2 separate regions of the Mus musculus genome follow, and region 2 is linked to region 1. A link is a loop called in an ENCODE intact Hi-C map of the cell type or tissue named here. Cell type or tissue: heart. All regions are shown on one strand.

Region 1 (2,500 bases):
TGTAGCCAGTGGCTGTTTCTGTTGGGGTGGGGGGTCATCTTTTCTCTCCACTGTTATTTGGAATCTGAAAACAGGAACTCCTGTAACCTACAGTGACTTCCTTTACCCACAACAATGGGACAAGGGAAGAGAAAGGGCAGCTGCTGGTGATGCTGACAAGCTGATTCAAGGTCAGCAAAATTCCTCACAAATTTGTGGAGCCCCAGTCACAGACTGTCTGTCCTTGCCTTGTGCACCATCCTAGCTTCTTATCCACTAATTACTATTTGCCTGCTGTTCAGGTGGCTCCATTCTTTTACTATAGTCCAGATCATCTGCATCAGACTGGCCTTGAGACCTTCCCCTCTGAGCAAGTTCCCTATGTCTGTCTTCTGCTCTACTGTTGCCTTGAGACAAGATATCACACAAAGAAGGATTTGCCAACCGTCCACTGATGGATAGCATCTGTTTATAGAAATGATGCAAGTGAGTGTAGCTCAGTGCTACAGTGTGTAGTGTGTACTGATCATGTACACAACCCTGGGTTCAATCCCTAACACCCATACCCAGTAAACTATGCCTATTGGTCATGTACAGTTCTTACCATTAACCCCTAAATACAGCACCTATTTACACAGCATTTGCATTGTGTTAACATTATGAATAATGGTAAATGATGCAAACAACATGTAGGCCCCATGCATTACCATAACATTTTCTATAAGATATTTGAGCATCTGGGAGTCCTGGTAACAGCCCTCCTAGATACCAAGGAAGAAATATATATATATATATAATTCCACAAATTGCAATTCATGTTATTGTTTGTACCTGGATAGTTTTGCTAGTTCTTCACTTCTGTGCCAATGAGTACAGTATTTGCTTAACTTCACAGAAATTCAATCAAGGAAAGCTAGAAACATAAAGGAGGAAGTAAAACCTAGGAAGGGGTGTGTTCATATTTTTGTATGAGTTGATGGTTCACATTTATTTCTGATTCACACTTCGCTCCCCCTACTGAGGCTGCCCATTGGCAGTGGTCAGAGAGTTGTTACCCAAAGTAAAGCTATCGGGTGGACAGTGACAATGCCATGCTTCTAAGAAACACGGAAGCCTAACTTGGTTTGTGTGGTGAAGCCTCACTGCTATATAAACATGGGCATAGGCTGCCCTCTAGTGAACTCCCAGCGCAACAGGAAGGAGCTCTGACCAGTCAGCCTTTTAGAGGGAAATGAATGTGACACCAAGCACAAGAAGATCCCGAGAGACTTCAAAAAGAAACAAACAAAACCAAAACTGGCATGCCATTTTTCTTACAAAATTGTCTGTAATAATATTAAATCCAGGAAATCACTAATAGTGAAACATAAAGTATTTTCATAGGAAAAATAAACAAAGACATACAACTGTTTCAAATATGATTTAGCAACAGGACATGTGGGGGAAAATAAGTCACTATCTGGTGTCACCATGCGGACATCCTTGAGTCTCCAATGCATACCTAGATGCTCAACAAAAATCAGGAGGCAGGAAATAAAACCTGAGGTGCTGGGGGTGTCGCTCGTAGGCTCTCACCTTGTAGCCCAGGTTGGCCTAGACTGTCCACATTCCTTGGTCTCCCAAGTGCTGGAATTACAGGGCATGCTACCACATGAGGCAAACTTTTTTTTTTAAGTAGAAATGCTTCATGATAGTATGAACCATATACCCACAAACAGAATCATTTAGTATCCTAGAGTATCGAGTATTACACATTGTTCTATTTGCTGTCCTTTAATATAACTGGCAGTGCAGTAGGTCTGTCTATACCAGCACCACTACAATCATGTAGAAATGGGTTGTGCTGTGATCTCTGTGACAGCCACAGCTATAAAATCCTCAGAGATGTTTCACTATAATCCTACAAGGCCACTGCTATATATACAGTTTGCCACTAGACGGGACTGGATTCTCTATTACATATGTATATAAACATACTCGAAATCATATACATATGCCTATAAATTAAATGGGCTATAAATCAAACATATTTCAGCCAATATTGTTATTAATGTGATATATTACTTTGTTATTGTTCACTTGGTGTCATGTGAGACTTGCCTGAGGCTTAGCGGCTTCACACACTTCCTACATGGGGGGCTGGCTGTATTCTGCTTTCTTGCATGGCAACTCTAATGGGCAGAGGCAAGAGAAAGCAAAACCCAGAGAAATACAATCTTATCAAAAGTCTCAATCAAACAGGTCCCTGATACACCCCTCCCATCCTGTGACTTACCGAAGGGGCCAGATTTACCAGAAATTCTGAATGGCTGTTTTGGTATTATTCACCCGACAAATGGGCCAAATCTCATAGCTCTCTGACCCATGCCTGTGGGTGAGCTGGCCTTTTTACCTAGGAAGTCATTGTGATCTATGGCCATCCAGTATTTATTACATGCAAACTGTGAGACAGCTGATATTCCAGGAAATAATCCTTGCCCCTGACAGGTGCATGGAAGAGCAATACCAAAAGGCTCATCAT
Region 2 (2,500 bases), 810 kb before region 1:
TCTGCCATTCTCACTCTAGTACAGAAACAAAACTCTCAGAGACATGCCCGGGCATCTTGACTGCACTGTAAAGTAGATCAAAAGCATACCCAATGGCTCTTTTTAAAAAAATGTATTTGTTGTAACTTTTTTGTTTTACTTTGTCTATTTATTTAACTGTCGTTATGTAATTGGTTTTGCATACTGGTATTATGCATACCATCTGTGTGTCTGAGGGCTGTTTAGGTCATAAAATGTGTCTGTCCCCTTGGAACTGGAGTTATGAATGGTTATGACCCACCCTGTAGATTCAGAGAAACCAAACCCGGGCTTTCTGCAAGAGCCACGACTGTTCTCAAATAGCCTAGTCAATTCTCTAGCTCTACCAATTAGCTCTTCCGTGGCTCTCTATTACTCTTAGCACAGAACATATATATATTCATATCAAGAATTTTATCTACGTGCAAAGAGGATCATTTGAGTCGGCAGGGAGGTCTAGGACTCACTATGAAGGTACTTTACAATGCTAGTTCCAGGTCTCACACACTACAAGAGCTTCTTAACGTGGGCGCAGTGATCCTCAAGCTCAACTAATACTCTGCTCAGTGTGGTTCCCTTTCCTTGCGAACTGCCCCACCCCCACCCCAATCTTCAGCCAGACGTGGTGTTTACTGGAGGTGGCCTCTGCTAAGCATGAGAATCACCTTAGGGGCAAACGCCTACATTAATGAAGCTTATACCGTTTCATGTTCAGCTTAAACTTAATTGTGCAAGATAAGCATATCCAGGAGCACTCTTGTCCATATAATCTTTTAAACATAATGTTCCATGACCTTAGACTGAACGTGCTCAGGAGCGTGCTCCTAACTAAACATTCTGGGAGCTGTCCGGTTTGTAAATAAATATGCTTAGGCTCTCTGATTAATATTCCGAAGAACACAGTGAACCGCCTCCGTACCCTGTCCCTCTTTGCCAGATCTTGTGCCAATCACCTTTGTACGGAGTTGGACCTGGGCCAGGCATTCTAGGCTCCTCCTCGAAACCCGCCCATTCTCAACTCTGAAGGAGTCGCTAGTCGCACCCCTGCCCAGGGCTCACATCCAAGATTATCTCCGCCAGTCTTTTTGTCCCCGGGTCCTTTCACAGGCCGAGCTCACATCCTGGCCCCGCCCCTGAACCCTGGCCCCACCCACGCCCGGAGCGCACCTCTGGCTCCGCCCCTTCCCGGTCTTGCCCTGCAGTTTCTGCTGGGCCTAAGCCTCCGGGCTCAGTTTGACCACAGTATCTAGCTATGGCGGCAGTGACCTGGAGTCGGGCTCGATGCTGGTGTCCGAGGTAAGCTTGCAGCCTCGACTCTCCGGCCCAAAGTCGCCAGCGGGAATTTTCGCCCGCCCACGGAGCCGCCCGCTTTGTCATCTGGCCTGGCTAGCGAGACAGCAGGATATTACTTTGACGATTTCCCAGCGAGAGAGCTCTAAAGAGTGACCTCGAAGGTTCTTCCTCTGCTGAGTCCCAAAGGGTAAGGATGGACGCGCTCCGGTCGCCTCCGTCGGTGCTTGGGTCCCCGGGGCACCCAGGCCTCCAGGCCCAGCCCGGGACTTCCTAGGGCACGCACGCAGTGCCTTGGCTAAGATGACACTTTGTCCAATATTGCTAGTTAGCTCTGAGCGCTGCTGAACCAGTGTGGGGTTTCAAGCAGTAAGCTCACTTTGTTCAGAGAAGTGGCTGGAGAGAGTGCTCCATAAGTAATAACCCAAAGAACTATGGAGCAAAGTGAACCGCTGTGTGACTTTCTCAAAAGGCAAAACTTACCCTCCATTTGAATGAGCGTGCAATAAGCGTCAGTGGGAAGTTGCTTACTTAGGGAAACTGTTGGGGTTTTTGTTGTTGTTGTTGTTTTTGTTTGTTTGTTTGTTTGTTTTTCGAGACAGGGTTTCTCTGTATAGCCTTGGATATCCTGGAGCTCACTTTGTAGACCAGGCTGGCCTTGAACTCAGAAATCCGCCTGCCTCTGTTGTAGATGCATGCTGTTCTGATCAACATGAGTTGGAGCCAATCAGTAATCCTGTTGCTGCAGAAATAAAAGGGCAAGGAACAAACAGAAACCACTATTTGTAGTGTCCTGCAGGTCTTCAGATTACAAGTGGCTAAACTGCACTTGGGCAGACCAACAATGAGAGCCAGTCAGCAGGACTTTGAAAATGCATTGAACCAGGTGAAACTCTTGAAGAAGGACCCGGGAAACGAAGTGAAGCTAAGACTCTATGCACTGTACAAGCAGGTAATAGACTGAGCTCTGTTGTAACTTAAACGCATTTTGAGCAAATGATTCCTGAATTTGATACGTTTCTGATACGTTTCTAACACTGTTTCTAACATTCCGGTTGCATGGCTGGCTCCCCTTTGGGGTGTATGTATGCAGGCTTTATTTTGTTTTGTTTTTCATATTAGGCCTTTATATGCTATTAAAGCACAGAGTAGCCTCCTCTGCTTCTCTCCAGAATAAAGAGATTTGGAAGAT

Evidence for each region. Peaks named below come from ENCODE experiments on the same cell type or tissue, not always from the same donor. Only the 100,000 strongest peaks of a DNase experiment are listed, where the experiment ranks them.
Region 2: it touches region 1 in a loop (2.2-fold over the local background); 2 of 42 quality-filtered maps call a loop at or near these places.

What each region holds. Positions count from the first base shown.
Region 1 is chr13:34,186,319-34,188,818 of GRCm38, reverse strand. All of the region lies in intron 9 of Slc22a23 (solute carrier family 22, member 23), which reads left to right. Among named protein-coding and RNA genes, the nearest start is that of Gm52037, 10 kb to the left of the region's middle. In heart, a CTCF peak has its summit at 1,166 (motif pointing left); a DNase peak (open chromatin) is centred at 1,148.
Region 2 is chr13:34,992,828-34,995,327 of GRCm38, reverse strand. Eci2 (enoyl-Coenzyme A delta isomerase 2) reads left to right here and starts at 1,184. Exons shown (of 10, transcript NM_001110331.1): 1 at 1,184-1,314; 2 at 2,098-2,260. The coding sequence starts at 1,271. In heart, no CTCF peak of the experiment used is centred here; a DNase peak (open chromatin) is centred at 1,107; H3K4me3 peaks cover 2,110 bases; H3K27ac peaks cover 1,472 bases.